Linked DNA regions of Homo sapiens: all the other regions are linked to region 2. A link is an interaction called in ENCODE POLR2A ChIA-PET data of the cell type or tissue named here. Cell type or tissue: OCI-LY7. All regions are shown on one strand.

What was found. ChIA-PET counts read pairs that join two places held together with the same protein. Peaks named below come from ENCODE experiments on the same cell type or tissue, not always from the same donor. Only the 100,000 strongest peaks of a DNase experiment are listed, where the experiment ranks them.
Region 1: POLR2A ChIA-PET joins it to region 2 with 12 read pairs; 4 of 35 experiments call an interaction of 5 or more read pairs at or near these places.
Region 3: POLR2A ChIA-PET joins it to region 2 with 34 read pairs; 3 of 35 experiments call an interaction of 5 or more read pairs at or near these places.
Region 4: POLR2A ChIA-PET joins it to region 2 with 13 read pairs; 3 of 35 experiments call an interaction of 5 or more read pairs at or near these places.

Annotation. Positions count from the first base shown.
Region 1 is chr5:100,887,247-100,892,246 of GRCh38, reverse strand. All of the region lies in intron 2 of ST8SIA4 (ST8 alpha-N-acetyl-neuraminide alpha-2,8-sialyltransferase 4), which reads left to right. Among named protein-coding and RNA genes, the nearest start is that of ST8SIA4, 14 kb to the left of the region's middle. In OCI-LY7, no CTCF peak of the experiment used is centred here; DNase peaks (open chromatin) are centred at 1,646 and 2,926; H3K4me3 peaks cover 3,821 bases; H3K27ac peaks cover 4,882 bases.
Region 2 is chr5:100,778,163-100,783,162 of GRCh38, reverse strand. No RefSeq gene overlaps it. Among named protein-coding and RNA genes, the nearest start is that of MIR548P, 36 kb to the left of the region's middle. In OCI-LY7, a CTCF peak has its summit at 3,079; DNase peaks (open chromatin) are centred at 2,632 and 3,032; H3K4me3 peaks cover 1,687 bases; H3K27ac peaks cover 1,318 bases.
Region 3 is chr5:100,849,141-100,854,140 of GRCh38, reverse strand. The region is part of intron 4 of ST8SIA4 (ST8 alpha-N-acetyl-neuraminide alpha-2,8-sialyltransferase 4); the gene reads left to right. Among named protein-coding and RNA genes, the nearest start is that of MIR548P, 35 kb to the right of the region's middle. RefSeq lists an enhancer at 676-795. In OCI-LY7, no CTCF peak of the experiment used is centred here; DNase peaks (open chromatin) are centred at 1,020 and 1,900; H3K4me3 peaks cover 2,329 bases; H3K27ac peaks cover 3,096 bases.
Region 4 is chr5:100,840,717-100,845,716 of GRCh38, reverse strand. The region is part of intron 4 of ST8SIA4 (ST8 alpha-N-acetyl-neuraminide alpha-2,8-sialyltransferase 4); the gene reads left to right. Among named protein-coding and RNA genes, the nearest start is that of MIR548P, 27 kb to the right of the region's middle. RefSeq lists an enhancer at 3,917-4,136. In OCI-LY7, a CTCF peak has its summit at 550; no DNase peak of the experiment used is centred here; H3K4me3 peaks cover 1,266 bases; H3K27ac peaks cover 1,298 bases.

The DNA of each region.
Region 1 (5,000 bases), 110 kb before region 2:
TATGTAGTTATGTCCAATACTTGCAACTTGACTTTTTTTCCATATTTGGATTATTTATTTTCTTTTTTTGTTATTGTTTTTTACATGTTGACTAGAAACCCCGAAAAGTGCAAACATCAATTATAGATGTATAGAAATGTACAAATGTACACATCAGGATAGCTTTATCACATCATAATTAGAAAAAATATTTCAGCTCTTAGTGTCATGATATATCAATAATCTGAAATACATAAAACCTGCAGGTTAACTAAACATAATTGCAAATTTATATATGCTTAACTGACAAGAAAAATTTCCTATTGCATACATAGATTTACTTTACAAAAACTTCTACATACAATGTTTATACTATCTTCTACTTGCTTTGATCAATAAGTTACCGATAGAGCTAATCTTGGGTCACAAAGCTTATTAGTGGCAGTGTCAAGATTCAAACCCAGACCTCCTGACTGAGGAACCAGGACCTTATAAAATAATTTTGTTAAGAATATATTTTAGTACCCAAATGTATATTATTAAAATTTATCATTATGGAATAAATGATTCTCTTTGCTCTAAAATAACAAAAGTCATTTTTCATTCAACATTACCAAATTCTGGACCAAATATCAAATGGCACTCTAGGGTGTAAATTAAACTAAAAATGCTCTTCATCAAATATTGTGGGACAATTTTGCCTTTTCATTTGTTGTGTTTAAGATTTTTTTTGACACTAAGATGTCTTTCCCATAACTGCTAGGACTTAGAAATCCTAAATAAGGTACAGTTAAACGTTTTATTCTTCCAGAGCTTTAAGACAAGTTGCCTTGCAAAAATAATCTTTCAAAACAAACAAATAAAAAATGTGTGTTCTCTCTGTTTTTTTGTAGGCATAATGAAACACTGGGCATTTTTTAGTTTTACTTTTTATTTTCTTTTAGTGAACTGGGTCAGTACTAACTTAATTTACAGTGATTTTTTTTTGTAGTCAGTGTCTAAAGTTTGCAAAAACTGATTCCTAACATATGTATCATAGCCTAATTTGCTTCTCAACTTGTGATACATTCCACCTATAAGATTCGTCACACAGTATTTTCTGATGGAGTTAACAATGTCATTTAGATTAAATTTTAGTTGCAACTGTGTGCTTATTATTGCCAAGAAACCCACAGAGAAGAGTGGCACTTGGTGATAACTTAGTTATATTTAACATTTCACGAGTGAAAACTTGTTACTAAACAATGTTTAGTAAATTAATTTTCTGGGATTCTGCAGTTGCTATTTCAAGTGATAGGTGACGTTGAAAGGGAAGTTCTAGTTGAAAATTCAGTTAAAAGTTTCTGGGTAGAACTCTACTTGTTGTCAGTTCAACAGTCCAAACCAACCTTTCAGTTTAAGGCTGATATTGCCTAACAAAAAAAATAGTTTTTATGACTAAGATATTTAGTTTCACTGAAAATGAAACAGATTTTCAGATTCCTTCAGTTATCTTTAATGTTAAAATAGTTGCTCAATTTAGGTGTTTGCTTATCTAATGAGGATTCAAAAGTTGAATTAGGATCACAAAATGACAGTTAAAGACCTGTGAAGGGTCTTTTTTTGTTTGTTCTTTTGAGTCATGCACAGAAAACACAACCCCTTGCTTTGAATATTGGGTAATAACTTGACCACGTACTAGGAAAACTTGTACTGGTAAAGCATGCATATTAAGCATTAGCTTTTGTTGATTCATGTGTCTCTAGATAGAGCGCAGATATTAAAGCCAGTTTTCTTTCTACCTCTCTCATTTCTGAAATAATTTTGTTTGACCTGCTGTTAAACAAAAATTTCTATCAATTGTCTTCTTAGCAAAAGCATATATGTTCTCCTTGGTGACATGTTGTTGTTTCAGTTCAGTTTAAGTACAGGAGTTTTCTATGCTTCCAATGACATTTAGCTAATTATACTTGAATTTTTTTTCATATTTATAGTCTGAACAACAACTAGACTTAGCAAATTCACAAAGCTTTTAATTCGCCATTACATCTACAATCTAAAAACTGTTTGCACTAGGAGATAAAAAACTAACCTTTTCTTACTGTTTCCAAAAATTATGAAGCACTTAAGTCATAATATTATTCACTCATAGTAATTACTTTCAGTCTTTCTTGGATCCTATAAATGGAATCTTAACTCAGATAATTTTCCATACGTAGAAGACCTAAAACAGAAACTGAAAGTTTGGTTCAGGAATAAGAAAAAACAAACAAACAAACAAACCCAGAGTCACTCAAGTTTACCTCTTTTTCTTTTTACTTTGTAAAATATCGAATTCCAAGTTTTGCCTAAGTTTTTTGTGTTTTTATATTTTGATTAGTCTATGTGAGTTGGTAGTCTTTTCTGTTTTGAAATCACTTTTACTATTTTCACTGCTTCAGTTGAAAAAATACTGCTGAGCCTATAACAACATTGGAAAAACACATAATTACAATCTGCATTTAGTAATTATTTATCTTATTAAGCATTAGTTTCTCCTAAGAGTTAGACAATATGATGTCTTTTAAAACTGTGCTTAACTCTTATAGTTCCCTTTTTAAATCATTTTTCCCTAAGAGTAAATAAAATAAAGAGGTTTACTTATAATCAGGAACTTAAAAGACATGTTTTACATTATTTTTGCAACTAACTGTCTATAACACAGCAAAGGTGCTGTTATTGGAAAGTCCATTTTGACGTTAGTTGACTAGCATGTGTTAACTTTTTTGACCAAATAAAATAGATTTTCCCTTTTGGATTTCCAAGCTACAGAGTCTTTTTTCAAATCAGGACCACTAGTTTACTCACTGCAGCTTGCAAACATGCCACTTCTTGGGAGTGTACATCTTCAAATAGATCTACAGCAACCCATTTAAATTATATTCAAAGAAAAACGATAACACCATCTAGCCTGATGATTTAACCACATCCGTGTAGTCTCTATTTTAGAGCCAGCCTTGTCGTTTTCACAGGAAATGAGAAATTTCTGTTGAAGTACAGGTGTCAGATATTAATTATTCACCAGACAAATAAGTGGTACTCAATAAATATATACAAAAAATTCTGTATATTGCCACTTTTGATGCTAGTTGTTAACTTTTGTGAAAAATCATTAAGTGCTTGACATAAACACTTTTCCAGTTTCTATAATGCATAAGCCCTAGGGTTGCTTATTTAAAATATAATTATCTTCTTATATAACCTGGACTTTGTTAAGATAAACTGTTATGGTGTGTCAGTGGTATTTCTATCAATTTTTGTGATTTCATTTGTAGAGCATTTGTATAGGATTTTCTGTACAAATTCTACTGGTTTTGAACCTGATATTCAGAATATTTGGGGAAAAAGATCATAACATTATTTTTTCAACTAGCTGGTGGACATATTTCTTGTTTATAAAATTAGAGCAGAGTTTTTCAATCACTTGGTTTTCTAATTAGAACAAATATTAAACTGGAAAATATTTAGAGCAAATCAAAATAAAGACAACAAAAGAAAAGATATGAGTTACTTTCCTCCCTTCTTTGCTAATCATGCTTATGCCTTCTGAGTTAGAGAATTACTCTTTTGATGGAGTCAAGGGATGAGGTTATATTCTGCTCTCACTAATAAAATTTACCAATTGTGATGAGCTTAAAAAATAAGAGCACTAGAGGAAAAATGTTTCCATCATATCTTAAATGTTATAATAATGACATTGTTTTTATTACTTTGAAAATACAAGCTTGCACTAAGAGCACTTTAGTAAATAATATCCAATTTCCAAACTAGGTGTAGCGTTTTCTCAAATTGCTTTTTGCTGGTATTATGTTGTATATCCCCTATTATGTTGGATACCCCTAGAATCAAACAATTCCAGACTTTTGTAGGCCAGGTTCATAGTTTGAGTCAAACACAACCCCCTGCTTTGAATATCAGGTAATAACTTGACCACATACTAGGAAAACTTGTACTGGTAAAGCATGCATATTAAGCATTAGATTTTGTTGATTCGTGTTTCTCCAGAGCTCAGATATTAAAGCCATATATATATATGTTTTTTTTTTTTTCCTTAAAATCTACTAGGGTCCCGGACTCTTCCCTTCTTGTTAGTTCCAGGTGTAAATAACCTCATCCAGTGATTTCTTCTGCTCACTGTTCTTAACCCTTGGAACTCTCCTCTAATTACTCTGACCTATCCTTTCCTCCTCTCAATTTAATGGCAGCTACCCTTAAGTCATTTTAATCTATGGACTTATATGGGAAGGCAATATCCCTTTTGCTGCCTGGATGGCTCCAATTTATAGTGGTATCTCTTGCTGATTGGGGTTACAGGAACATTTAAAAGGTCCCAATCAATAGACTCTCACACAGTTTAGATTACAGGCACTGCCAGATATGTATTCCCTTTCATCTCAGCATGCAAGTTAGTTGGCTATTTTATGCCTGACTTCACCTCTTCTAGTGCCTTACTAAAAGGAGAAACTAACATAAACGAACATACAGACACATTTTAAACAATTATTCAAGAACAACATATTTATTAGATGCATGGCACAACTTCCAAATTATTGAAGACAGCAACTGTATCAGGTGCTTCTCTATATCATGCCAAGGATCATCAGTTTTCCAGCCAGCTATATATATATATTATAATCATTTTCCATCATCTACCTACTTAGCATATGCATATATTTACGTTCATGTAGCCTCTCAATCTGTTATCAATTTATATATTAGGTATGGGCTAGGCTAAGTATTGACCAAAAAAGTAACCTTAAAATTTAGTGGCCAAACAAGTAGGAAATTTCTTTATTTCTCACTTAAACTCACATGATCCACTCATATACTATTTAATTAAGAAAACTAACTTGCATGACCCAACTGAGCTCTACTTGGGTTTTGAGACTTGCAAATATTCTAGCTGAGCATCCATGTGCCCAAGTAAAACTTAGAAGGTTCAAATATTAGAAGGAAGAAGAGAAAAAAGGAAACTAAGGAACAATTAGCTACCTCTGCCACAC
Region 2 (5,000 bases):
ATTAACAGGGGTTTGAAAGAAGTTGATTTAAACTTTCATGAATGATTTTGAGGGGTTCAAGACTTGAATGGAGGAAGTAAGTGCAAATGTGGTGAAAATAGCAAAAGAAATAGAATTAAAAGTGGGGCCTGAAGATGTGACTGAATTGCTACAATCTCCTGATAATATTTTAACAGAAGAGAAGTTGCTTCTTATGGATGAGCAAAGAAAGCAAATATGCAGTCTACTCCCGGTGAAGATACTGGGAACATTGTTGAAATGACAACAAAGGATTTGGATTATTATTTAAATTTAGCCAATAAAGCAGTGGCAGGTTTAGAGAGGATTGACTCTGAATTTTAAATTTAGAAGTTCTACTGTTGGGTAAAATGCTACCAAGCTACATCACATGCTAATGAGAAATAGTTCATGAAAGGAAGAGTCAAATGTGGCAAAATTTATTGTTACCTTATTTTAAGAAATTGCCACAGCCACAACCAACCTTCAGGACCCACCACCCTGATGAATCAGAAGTCATTAACACAGAGTAAAGACCTCCCCTGGCCCCCACACCAAGTAAAAAATTAGGACTCACAGAAGGCTCAGATAATCATTAGCATTTTCAGCACAGTATTTTTAAATTAAGGTATACACATTTTTAAAGACATAATGCTATTTCACACGTAATAGACTACAGCAGTGGTCTCTAACCTTTTTGGCATCAGGGACTAGTTTCAGGGAAGACAGTTTTTTTCATGGACAGGGGTGGGGAGTGGTGGATGGTAGGGTGGTGATGAAACTGTTTCACCTCAGAATATGAGGCATTAGATTATCATAAGGAGTGCACAACCTAGATCCCTCGAATGCACAGTTCACAATAGGTTTATGCTCCTATGAGAATCCAATGCCATTACTGATCTGACAGGAGGCAGAGCCCAGATGGTAATGCTTGCTTGTCTGCTGCTCACCTCCTGATGTGCAGCCCAGTTCCTAACAGGCCACTGACTGGTACCAGTCCGAGGCCTAGGGGTTGGGGACCCCCAGACCACAGGATAGTCTATTAAGTAAAAGTAGTGTACACATAACTTTTATATGCACTAGAAAACCAGAAAATTTGTGTGACTCACTTTATTGTGGTGATTTGAAGTCAAACCTGCAACATCTCCAAGGTAAATCTATATTTTTAACAGGTCATTTTTTTCTCTGAATGACAACTTCTAGTGGTATCTGTTGTTGGAATCTTGTGGCCCAATTTACAAGGAAAGTGTCACAGTGCCCTTCCCTTAAAGCCATCGCAAGGAGACAGGCCATCATGAGCCAATTTCTACATTGCAGAGATAGACCAAATCAGATCAGACGCTGACACCAAACTAAACATTTTAATATACAAAACTCCATCTTGCTCTGAGAAGACCCCTAAAATCGAACAGATTTATTCATTTTTTATCAAAGTTTATTTTTGGACTTGATGAATATCAACCACATACAGGGTTCACTGCTGGGCACTAAATCCAGGTAAGCTACTCTCTTTCACCTCTTCTCATGCTATATATTCTCTATGGGCAATCTCTTCCATTTGTATGGTTTTAGTGGTGGCCTCTTTATACCTATATCTTTATAATCTGATCGTTCAGTGCAGACCAGTCTCCTCACTTCAAGACACATAGAAATGACTGCCTATTGGCAAATGCAACATATTCAAAGCTAAATATTTTACCCCATTTCTATCCCTTTCCTTCTTTTAATGTTTCTATCTTAAATGGCATACTCATCCACCCATCCAAAATTGAGAGCCATCTATTTTCTTCAATCTTTACAAATAATGAAATACCATTCACTAAAACTTTTAATACCTCCTAAACATATAGATTTTTCTCTAGTCACTTTGCCACTGTTATAGTTCATGATGCTATAATTTTTCACCTGAATAATGACAAGATTTTTTATGATGGTCTTCCTGACCCCACAATCTATTCTCGCATAAAGGCAGATACAAAGACAAAGCTGATTATACCTATGCTTTGCTTTTAACAACCATCAACCTTCTGAAAAATTCAGCCCTACTTGATTTGCCTTGACAAATCCTCCATTATCTGACTCCCAACTGAGATGGGGCAATATCTTTCCTATCTGTTTGTTTTTTCATTCATAAATCTATTTCTACATTTCTAAGATTTAGTTCCTAGACAGAACAAAATTCACTCTTACCTCCACATACTAATTATTATTTTTCTTTGTTTCTGCCTTATCTCTTAATACTATTTATTATTTTTCTATGTTCCTGCCCTATCTCTTTAATTTGACATACACTTGTTCATCACCCAAGACTCAGTCTAAATATCACTCTCATTGTGATACATTCCATTCCCTCCTAGAGTACTTTGTAAACCTCTAGGGTGTTTTTTACCTAGATGATGGACAGGAAATGATCACGAATTCCCCTTTTTGTGTGAAAATCGTACCCAAATCATACTTTCAAATCACCTTAAAGATTTCTTCTAAATAACAAAAAAGAAACCATAATTTCTTTCAATGACTGGAAGCTAACTTTCTTCTATGTGTAATGCTAAGTGCTTTGCATGCACTTTAATTAGTCCTTACAGCACGTATCATCTCATTTTACTTCTGAAAGATCTGAAGCTACATTAGTGAAAAGTGAAACAGGAACTTAAAGGCAGGAAGTTTGATTCCTAAGGTTACACTAGGCTCACAAGTTAGCTGTGCTCACTCACAGTCTGTCTACAAAATAGCACAAAGATAGGAGAGAATAGTTGTGATCGCAAAAGTCAGGAGTCACTCAGAAAAAGGAGGAGTTGTAGGAAGTTGGGAGTCTGTGAAAATAACAAAGAAGACAGTGAAGATGAACCCCCCACTCAGTAGATCACCAACAGCTCAGAGTGAATTCAGCCTGAGAGAACTTCCATGGTAGCTAATCCCTGAGGTGGCCCTCACCTCTCATTTTTACCTTCAGATATTCTGGGATAGAGACTGGCTGTAAGCGTGCAGATCCCTTTTTCGTCACAGAAATTGAGCAATTTCTCAACATGACCAGAGTGGCGCAATGTAAGGGACATTGCTTATGTGGCAAAAGTGGATCCCTAGTAGACACCAGCAAGTGCACTCACCCTCACCTCCATCCTGACATGCACTTTCAATAAGGAAATGGCCTCTCTTGAGCTACCTCTCCCAACAACAACAAAATACAAAGGCATAAACAACACCAGGCCAAGCCAGTACTTACTGATAACTCCAGGCAAAACATCTCCCAAACACCCTGACTAATTTAGGTATATATACATTATGGTCTAACACATATGGCACAATCAATTAACAGTTGTGTCCTAGACAGGCAGATCGCCCCTAGATAGGCTGCCCACTAATGACAGAGCAACAGCATAGAAACGCTAACGCCTCTGAATGTACTGACTACTTTTTTAACATAATGAAAATTCACGAAATATGGATGATTTGGCCATTGAGAATACACTGAAATTCCCAGGCATATTCACAGTCCCAGAAATATCAACTAGTCTGGACTCATTTACAGCCCTTACTGCATCCTAATACTTAGATCGACTCCATCTGTTCTGTCCCAGTATCCTGTGGGCAATGAGTTAAGGAGGAGGCGCTTAGGTCATTCAGAATTCCCAGCAGGCCATATTACACCTTCATGGTTTTACTAGATTTAACAGTAGTGGTTTTTATTGAACATTTCAGTCATTGAACCCACTACCCACCTATTAATCACAAGAAAGCTATGCCTATGTCACAAATATTGATATCTATTTAATCACTTCTGAACTCAGTCTGTGAATTTCTATAATATGTACTGTTAAACATGTCATCTATGTTGAACCTTACATAATACCTTAAATGGTATATAAAAATTGACTGTACCTCTGAGTATTTCATCAGGATATTTTTAAAAAGAATTTATTTATATCTTCCAAATCAGAATTATATCCCAAAACACTTTTTCAAGATTTCTATAACTGGCTTTATAAAAAGCTATATCTGATGCAGATTTTTAATAGTCAACATTAAAATAGAGAATATTAGGGGTTTATTAGTAATTATTTAGACCTGCCAAACAGTATCTTTTATCATGGAGACAATTAGTTATTGTTAAATTTGACATGTTAGCTCTGTATTCCTAGGTCCTAGTGTAATGTCAGGTATATAATAGACAAAAGCATTTGTTAAATGATCAAATGAAGCAATGGTTCCTCTCTCTGGGAGTTTCTACTCCGGATGAGAATATGAAACAATGGAAACACAAAAACAGTACCATAGTAATAACACTAAAACATTAGAGACAAGATTGAACATTGTGGGAGGTAATATTGCAGACCAGGCTGAATTTTAAGTGACATAAACTTGTTTTCAAACCCCTGCTCTGTTACTGAGTAGCTAGGGGACTTCAGGCATATGACATCTCCTTTTGAGCCTTAAATTTCTCATCTGTGAAATGGGTCTAAATGAAAGCACATTAGCTTTCCAAGATATTGCTACTTTATAAATTAAAATAAAATTTGACGGCCAGTAGAAATCATGGAAACTTTTGAAGAATTGGACCATAAACTGAGATTTTAAGAATGAGTAGAATTTCAGATAAATGAAGAGAAAGGAAATGGAAACTGAGTGTAGTTGCAGTAAAGAAAGCAGAGGAGAGAAGAAAATAAGTGCTTATATGAAGAGAATTGTTAAGCTTTCTGATAATATGGGGGAAACATTAAGGTAGCTTTGATTAAATCAGTGGTGATGGTTGTATTGTATTGCACATGTGGATAAGTCAAAGATAACGCCCATGTTTCTAATTTGTGAAACAATATAGAGAGTGATATAATTCACTGAGGCAAAGGACACCAGAAAAGAATCAGATTGAAGAGTGGTAAATCAAGAACCCTGTGTATGGTAAGTTGAACTGCTGTAACTTTTTTGTGTTAATGTGTAATTATTAAAGAACCAGTTGAATATTGAATGTACTGATCTGGAGCCGAGAGGTTTGAATTAGAGATGTG
Region 3 (5,000 bases), 71 kb before region 2:
CTTAAAAAAATGTGCATCTTAAGAAACTGTAACATTACAGTGCATTGTGTTAAGAACATGTCTGTTTTTGTTTGGGTATCATGTTACTCTGAAAAACACCTTAAAAAGATAATGTTTCCATCTTAAACATACACACACACACACACACACACACATACACACACACAAACACATTCCAGTGATAGCAGATTAAGTTTTAGAAAGAAATAATCTGAAGTAAGTCCTCCCTGACTATGGAAAACTAATGAGAAAACTTAAGATTACTCTGAATTAGTACCTTTGTTTCCTAGATTTTGGTTTATATTTCTCAATCCAATACCAAAACCAAAGCATGAAATAAGAGGAGTGACTGCAGTAGTGCATTTTCAGTAAGTTAGAATCCAGATAGTGTTATATATGATTAACAGTGAATACACATGGGTTTTTACAGATATTTTAAACATAAACTTTGCAGATTCTTTTAGTAATTTAACAAGACTCCTATCTTTTGTCCTATTCACTTTTATAACCATTATAAATATAAACTACTTCACTAATTCCTAACCATTTTATTCCAAAGAGCAACAAGGCCAAACTTCTGACCACTGGTGAAAGGAATGGTATGCTTTTTTTGGTTACTATGAATTAGGCATATTTTCTAAACTGATTTTGAATTCTGTAGAAATAACTTCTCTCTCCACCTTCCTGTTCACAAATCTACATATACCCTCTTAAAGTGTCAAGGTATTGAGTTCTAAACTGTGGCCAAGAATAATGAAAGTAGCTCTAGAGAGGCTTGTGACTTTTCAAATAGAATGGAAATTTGTACACATGGTGTACGTGTGAAAGGCAACTTCATTTATGGATTTTATTGAAACTAATACATTGATGTATGTAAGATAGCGTTTTGACCTAATGTGTGTACTTGCTGCTGGAACTGTAAATGAAAATAAGGAAGTGTGAGCGCTGATGAAACAAAAATGATTTTTGTGATATGAAAGCAAAGGCAAACTCCCCAAAGAACTATTCTTTAAGTAACTGTTTTACATCTCCTTTGACTTACCTCTCTGAAACCCTGTGGTTAATACAGTTCAGCAAAATAAGAAGTTTCATATCCTCTGTTGATTACTGGAGTTGGTTGCCTCTCATGAGCAATTAAAGCACCCAAGACACAGAATTTAGGGTGTGTATAATCATAATGTTAAAATGTGAAGGCTCTTCCAAGTACTGCAATTAAAATAAAAAGTTTCAGTGATTTGTAAAACAAGATTCCTGAACACAGTGAGGATCATTTAGATAGTTTTCATATGGTCAGACATCATTACTTAAACATTTTGCCCTCCAAAAACTGTGATTCCTTACTAACTTTAAAAACCTATTTAATTTTAGATTTTTCTAAAAGCTCTAAAGATGAAACCATCAGTCACAAAATTCAGATACTCTTAGGTATTGTTGTAATATATTGTCATTCTTTTGAAACCATATTCAGTAAAACAGAAGGAAAAGATATATAGGTAGATTCATAATTTAAAAAGAATCTTGAAAAATAGTAAGAGAGTAATCTAATGGGGACAAATCAGATATATAAATTGCAAGTTTAAGAGAATGTATGAAAGCATAAAATTGGTGTGGGATTGCCACTTTTTTACTGGTATTTCTTCAGAAGCCCCACACATGGGCTGCATTTTTCAAATTAACATTTTGTATTTTTTTTTTTTAATAAAGAATGGAGCAATTTTGGGCCCAGTGCAGTGGCTCATGCCTGTGATCCCAACACTTTGGGAGGCCAAGGTGCGTGGATTACCTGAGGTCAGGAGTTTGAGACGAGCCTGGCCAACATGGCGAAACCCCGCCTCTACTAAAAATACGAAAAAGAGCCAGATGTGGTGGCACACACCTGTAGTCCCCGCTACTTGGCAGGCTGAGGCAGGAGAATCACTTGAACCCAGGGAGGGAGAGGTTGCAGTGAGCCGAGCTCATGCTACTGCACTCCAGCCTGGATGACACAGTGATACTCCGTCTCAAAAAAAAAAAAAAAAAAAAAAAAGAAGAGTGGAGCAAATAAGATAGTAAGCATGAAGAGGGGATTTGGGGACTTCAAAGTCATTTAAAAATTTGGCTACAAAATGTAAAATAAAAGCTTCTTATTTATACAGTTCTAAGAAAATTATTAATATACAACTTAATATCTTAATAACCTGTTTAAATTAATGACAGTTTTATATAATATTTTAAATTATTATCTAAGACATAGCTCAAATACATTTTTATAAAATACTTAGAGTTAGGTAAAAATTCTTATTTTACAGTTACTTTAATTTGACTAGTAATAACCAAGTGTTGTTTTTACTTTGGTGGGATGATTATACTTAATTTTCTTACTTTTAATATGGGAAAAAAACAAACATTACAGAAAGTGTATCCTCAGTTTCAATATCAAACTATGACGAGAATTTCTTAAGAATCCTTCCAAAAAACCTATAGATAGACAGATAGATAGAGAAGCATATTTTAAAATTATGTTTTATATGCACAAACCTAAATATGTTTTTATTGTAGTAGCTCTACAACTCGAATCATATGTACTCTTTTGCACTTTATTTTTTAAATTAACATGACATTTTCTCAACAACACATAAATACAGCTTGTTTTTTTTAATAGGAAAGTATATTCCATTATATACTTTTCTATAATGTATTTAACCAATCTTGTTTGATGGACATTTGTAGTACTTCTCATTTGTTCTTGTTGTATATAATTTTATTTTGTTATTAAAAATATTTTAAATTATAGGAAAAATGAGAGGTAGGGAAAGGAAAGTAAATATACAATTCTGGTTAGCTGATTTTATAAACTAATAGTATATTTTAAAATATAAAATTAATGTAAAGCTTACAATAGGCCGGGCATGGTGGCTTATGCCTGTAATCCCATCACTTTGGGAGGCCGAGGCGGGTGGATCACTTGAGATCAGGAGTTTGAGACCAGCCTGGCCAACATGGGGAAACCCCGTCTCTAATAAAAAATACAAAAATTAGCCAGGCATGGTGGCGCATGCCTGTAATCCCAGCTACTAGGGAAGCTGAGGCAGAAGAATCGCTTAAGCCCAGGGGGCAGAGGTTGCAATGAGTTGAGATCATGCCACTGCACTCCACCCTGGGCAACAGCATGAGATTCCATCTCAAAAAAAAAAAAAAAAAAAAAAAGTATGGTTACAATAATAATTCTGAACAAATAATTATATATAAACTAGTCTTATATTACCTTTTCAAATACAATATCCTGAAGTAACAACAGTTAATATTTACTCTTATTCATCTATCCTTTTTGTCTGTTTATACATATATATACACACACATGTTATATATATATATATACACATCTACACAATATGGATTCATTTAGAATGTGTTTTTTTCCCACAGAAAAGGGAATTTTAATAAACACAGAGGTATGGATGGGTTTAAACCTACTGAATACTGTATAATATGTTCCCTTCTGAAAATATTATCTGTATTCAGATATTTTAATTTTAAACATTAAGCTTTTGATCTGTTGATATTTGAGTCTGGGAAAAAATGTTAAAATATTTACGTTTTAATTCTTTGGCCCCTGCTAATTATTATGAACTATTATTAAAAGATTTAAACCCAAAATGAGATATTTAACTCAATTATCGTATAAATTTTTATGGCCCCTTAGTTTTTTTTTTAATTTTTACTTTTTTAAATTCTACTATAACAAAAGTAATATATATGTACCATTTTGTCACTACATTATAAGTAGTAATTTGTTTTAATATAATGGAGGTTATGCTCTCATTAAATTAATAAGCTTCTACTTTGTATTAATCAAGATAAACACTTGGAATGAGTACTCACAGATGACATTGATAAATGTATATAATATTCTGTGATGTCACCATCATAGTAAATAATTCTAAAGTTATTTACCATTTTTAAACTTACATCTTTCTCAAAAAATTTTTAAAGATATTTCATATAGATTTTTAAAATTTTGATTCCATGTGTAGTAATATGGTGCAAAAGTAGTTGTGGGTTTTGCCATTGAAAGTAATGGCAAAAACTATGATTCCTTTTGCACCAGCCTAATAGTTTTTGTTTTTGTTATTTATCTTTCAGTGGAGAATACATAAGATACCTGTATACTTAAAAAAATATAGTCTTTTGTAGTGATTGCAAAGGACGAATATGTGTAAGATAAATGGGCTACATAAACTGCCTTAGATTTGCCTGGAATTAAGAATTTTTGTTTTTATTAGAAATACTTGGTAAACATCTCATGCCCTACAACAGTGTTTTTTTGTTTGTTTTTTGTTTATTTTTGTTTTTTGGGTTTCTTTTTTGAGACAGAGTCTCGCTCTGACGCACAGGCTGGAGTGCGGTGGTGCAATATCGGCTCACTGCAACCTCCGCCTTCTGAGTTCGAGCGATTGATTCTTCTGCCTCAGCCTCCCCAGTAGCTGCGACTACAGGAATGAGGCGCCACGCCCGGCTAATTTTTTTTTTTTTCTCTATTTTTGGAAGGGATGGGGTTTCACCATGTTGGCCAGGCTGCTCTCGAACTGCAACCTCAGGTGATCCATCCGCCTTAGCCTCCCAAAGTGCGGGGATTACAGGCGTGAGCCACCGCGCTCAGCCAGCAGTGTTTCTTAAATTCAAGCTCACATATGTATTTTGCAGGTTCTGCGAAAATTTTCTTGATTTTAAAGAGGATTTGAACAATTCTAACTAAGAACACTGACGTAGAGAATTTTGAAGAATTACGCAGAAATTTGATTTCCAAGGAAGACGAAAACAAACCTTTCCTATTCTGACTTTAGACAAGACTGTTTAAATCCTTGAGTGTCAGATTTATAACCATTAAAATATACGTACCAATGTATATAATCGTATAGATTCCTTTGGGCTCTAAGAATCACTGGTTCTGAACTTTGTCCTTACACATGGGAATATTCAAACTGTCACAAAAAAACTCTTGTCCTTAATTAAACATCCTC
Region 4 (5,000 bases), 63 kb before region 2:
TTATTTTATAAATTCTAAGACTAAAATTTCATAATCAGAACAAAGCGCTATACTGCTATATTAACGAACTACAGGGAAAGCTCAATAATTTGTTCTATTACCTTTTACTTTCAAGGCTCAATCTTTTAATGAGTGATAGAAGGTGCACAGGTAACCTCGGAAATTCCCTTGTTTATTTGACTTTTCAGGAGAAAAGAACATTGATCAATATGCAAAATATATACTGAGTTAATTTGCATTAAGTTATTCTAATTTAAGTCAAGATGACTGGTCGATTACGCATTCAGAGATTTCTTATATATAGTAAAATAATTAATATATTTTAACTAATTATTAAATATTAAATAGTTGGGAGTTTAAAGTTAAATGCAAATATAAATTTTTAGACAGTGAACATGACTAGCTACTTCCTGAGTTTGTGGAGAAAAGTTATTTAATCAATATTCCCATAAATCTTTGAAAACATTACAGGTCCTTATCTTCTTCAAATGATACAAGTGTACTTTAGCTTGAGTGTAATAGTTTAGATTAGGTCTTTTGTTTCTATGTGATTGATCATGGTCAGTTAACTAACTCTAGTGTCTCATGTGGTTGATCATATAATCACAGCCTCAGGCCACAACTTCCAAATTATGGCTATCGCCATTTGTCAAGCCAGCTCAACATACAAGAAGTAAGTTAGAGAATAAGGCAAAAGACTTGGGGCTTGACCACTAGAATTGCCATGTAGGAAACAAGATACTGATACATTCTGCCAACTTTTTCAGAGACTAGTGTGCCATATCAGATTCCTATTGGTAAGAGATCAAAGAAAGAGTCATTTCTGTTTCTTTTTCTCTTTGCTCTAAAACCTTACCCCCCAAATCATTTAAAAACCTGGATGAGTAAATACATTGTAGCAGAATAAGTTTAAAGCCTTTAGCTATAAACTTATTTTTAAAGTGGCTTTAACAATCTTTTTCAGTTATTTGATTACATAAAGGCAAGTATTGGAGCCACATTCACCAGAGGCAAGCTGGAAGTTTTGTTTCTTACAGTTTCCAGTTTGAGCCTAACACCTATGACTGACTTCTTAGAAATAAGCCATTTACTTTTTCACATTCCATGGATAAAATAAATCAAAAAGAATATTCAGACCTACAAGAGAAGAATCACAAAATAGAGCCCTGGTGAAGACCAGTATCCAGTGCAGGAAGTAAAATCAAAATGCAGTGCCCTGATTCTGATACCTCTGGCAGCCTCCCCTCATCAATGTGTGTCCCAAATAGCCAGGGTTATTCTATGTTCCCCACTATTCTGCTGGATGAGATTTCTTGTTTATGTGTTAGTAGGTGCTTGTACTCTCCCTTCAAGATAGTACATTTATGATTGAGTATGGTTTTCTGAAGATCATATTTAAACATAATACATGGTGGTTGATATATGTGGGAAATATTGTTCAATAGTTTCTTTTGAGATCAATCAAATCACATTATATACGATGCAAATTCTTACACAACTGTTTCATCCAGATGATCTTATGCTGGGGCTGTCACCTGTGGAGCATAAGTGAAAGCAAAATTATAAAGTATTTGCTCAGTTCTTAAGGAAGGATACTTGCCATCATATCTTAGGAACTCTGGCCCTCTAGTATAACATTGTGCCTATTTGTTGGCAAATTAGGGAGCCATCCAGATGGTACCATTTTTGTACATTCCGTGAAGAATTTCTGTCCCTCTTAAGACCTTGCTTCAATATAACTGGAAAGGCTTTACGTCTCAATGAGCACCACCTAAACTTCAAATATTGGAGAGAGATAATAAAATGCGTAAATACCAAGTAAGGTGTAAATAACTGATAGCTAATTCATTCTTAGGGGCAAATAAGTTGTTGAGATTAAAAGAAGGGATTTATAAGGGCCCTATGAACATGTTTTGGGAATTTGCAGAGCAAGAAGTGGAAAATATGTTGGAGCAACAGTATGGCTGACTTCCATTCCTCATGATAACGCATACATTGCATCTTCATTCAGATGGATCATGGTTAGGCATCATAGTTAAGCTCAGTAACAAAAAATTGTAAGTGACAAATCATTGCTCTGTATTGTGTAAATGCCTGCTGCTTTTTTTATTTTTACATGAGTTTTCAACACCAGACTTCATTTCTTCAGCAATGATATTGTTTAGCTATATCCTCTGGTTAAGTTTTCCTGGTGAGAATACAAGTCGAATGCTAGCATCTTAAGAACTCAGTTACAAACACTCAGTTCTTACCTGCTTCCACTTTTATCCTCCAAACCATCTTCCAGTGACCATGTTGATAGCTGAATGGAATATGTTGCAGAGGGAGATTGTGCTGGCAGTTGCTACCTTATTTCTAACTAAGAATAAACTGATTTTGTTTCAGACAATATAAACTTTTATTGTCAACATCAAATTGTTTTCATAATGAAAGTATGGTCTATATTGCTTTTCCCATTCTCTAATTAGTCATTTAAAGTACACTCCTAAAGAAAATATTGCCTTTTGATGTCACTCTAGAGATAGTAAAATCAGTGGAAAACTGTCTTTCTTTAAAAAATAAACAAAATGATAAAGTGATGATATAATAAAGTAATTAGGAATTCTTAGGTAAATAGCTTATATGGATTTCCCTTAATAAATTATTGGCCTTTATAATAGGAGCTTCCTTGGCCTTTATACAAATTTCAGCAAACTTTACCAGTGTTCATTAAGCTATAGCATCAAGCAACTGAGTTCAACTTTAAAGCTTCCTTGTTTTGGATACTCAACAATATTTGCATCAGTTACAAACTTGGATGAAATTAAATAGCTAAAAGAATCATGTGACTGAATGTATCATAACATAATCTAGCATGGCACAGATTCTACTTTACACTATTAATATATTTGATAATTTGATCTAATAGAAACTAACTTTTTTTTCTTTTCACTGGTGAATCTTAATTAAAGTAAAATCATTACTTGCAGCTAAAGTTCTGATTCTGCATTTTATTCAAATTATGATCATATTCCTCTCAACAGAATTCAGTGAGCTTTTTGCAAAAACCATTTTATAGGCACATATAAAATCTACAATATGGCAAGCTAACCTTATACCAAAATATATGTTTCTCAATACTGCTTGAAAGAATTGTACAGTCATTATAAATGTTAATAGCCCCTATCTGAGAATAATAAAAACTGGGGATAGTGTTGAGGTGGGATGTGGGCAGTTTATCAAAATTTTCAGCTTTGTTTTTGCTTCTTAATAGTCAACTTTTGTTTTTGTTTTTGTTTTAAAAAAAGGAACTTGATACTTTGTGGAATCCATCTGTGCTATAATCAAATAATCCATCAGCAAGTCTCCATTAATAAACGTCGCTACCAGGAAGAATCAATGTTGCTAAAATTTTGTTCTTTGCTCAGCTCACAATTATTTCCTCTTTCTGTTTTCTCTGGAACAGATGCATACACCAGAATTGCTGTCAGTTTCAAAATTAATAAGCTAATTATTTTATGAGAAATAACACAGAATATATAAATACAAATATTTTAGTAATGTACAAATTGCAAATTCCTATCAGACTGAATAAAAGTGAAATACAGATATTTTTCATTAAAAAATTCTATTGAAGTAGTAAAATATTTGAAATCACATAATTCCACATTTTGAAATATGAATAGAAGTGTTCCTGCTGTATCACGTTCATTCCTTCTATAAACATGTATAGATTGCTATACTGCGCTAGGTCTGAAGCTCCAAAGAAGAAAACAAAGCAGGGGCTTCCTCAAGCAACAAAACCAGCTTGGTAGCCAACAAGATTACATAGGGAAGTGACAAGGTAGTTTTGGAATGCTAGATCAAGGGATTTGGCAAATGCATGTAATACCTCTGGTGGATGGGACATGTAATTTGTCACTGATTAGAGATTCACAGAAGAGATTCCAAACAGTATTAAAGATCAGCTAAAAGTATAGGCTAAGAATTTACAGTAATGCCTATCCACAAATTGTGTCAGAACTATGTTACCAGTGGAGGGTGTCTAGGTTTTTGGTGTCTTGAACAAATAATTGGACAAAACACACAAACAAAGCAAGGAAGGAATGAAGCAACAAAAGCAGTGAATTATTGAAAATGAAAGTGCACTCCACAGGATGGGAGGGGGCCCAAGCATAGGAGCTCAATAACTGCGCTACAGAATTTTCTAGTGTTTAAATACCCTCTAGAGGTTTCCATTGGTTACTTGGTGTATGCCCTATGTAAATGGAGAGGATATTTCTTGTCATAGCTGAAGTGTTTCCATTTGATTTAGTTCTAAGAAGTCAGCGTGAATTGGCCTTATGTTCCCTGCCTCCAGACCCTATCCTCCTGCCTCAGCAATATACTGCATAATTGACCTCTTTTTAAAGAAATAAGCATAATGACTCCAATACCTATGGCTTGAATAAAAATTTGTGTTGATCCCAATTTACAAAAGTCCCAGTTTACAAAAAGCATCAGGTTCCCAACCATAATTTTACATACTCAACTTTATTCTAGAAGGGCATGGAAGGCAATAAGAGTAAACAGCTATGCAACTATGGAAATCAGTAACCTGTGTAGAAATTACCAACATGACAACAAAAATACGTTCCAAATAGATTTATGAACCTCTCTTCTTTCTTTATCATGATGTACAGTAGGTTTTGCATTTCCCTTATTTTGGCTTTCTCATTTAACTTGGTGTGCACAGGAAATAAGTTTTTGAATGTCTTACTGTGACACTGAGTGTGATAATGAGGAGGCATACTGTGATTGCAAATGGATTAGGTGGGGGCCAGGGAAAGGGGTACTTACTAGAGAATAAAACACACAGAAACAATCTTTTTTGAAAAAACAAACTATCTTCATTTGTTTTTATTGTTTGGAATATATGTAATAAGAAAACTTTGGGGACTTTTTTTTTTTCTTATATTCTTAAGTAACCTAGAGACAAGAATGTTATAAGAAAGAATGTAGGCTGACTGGAAAAGAGACCC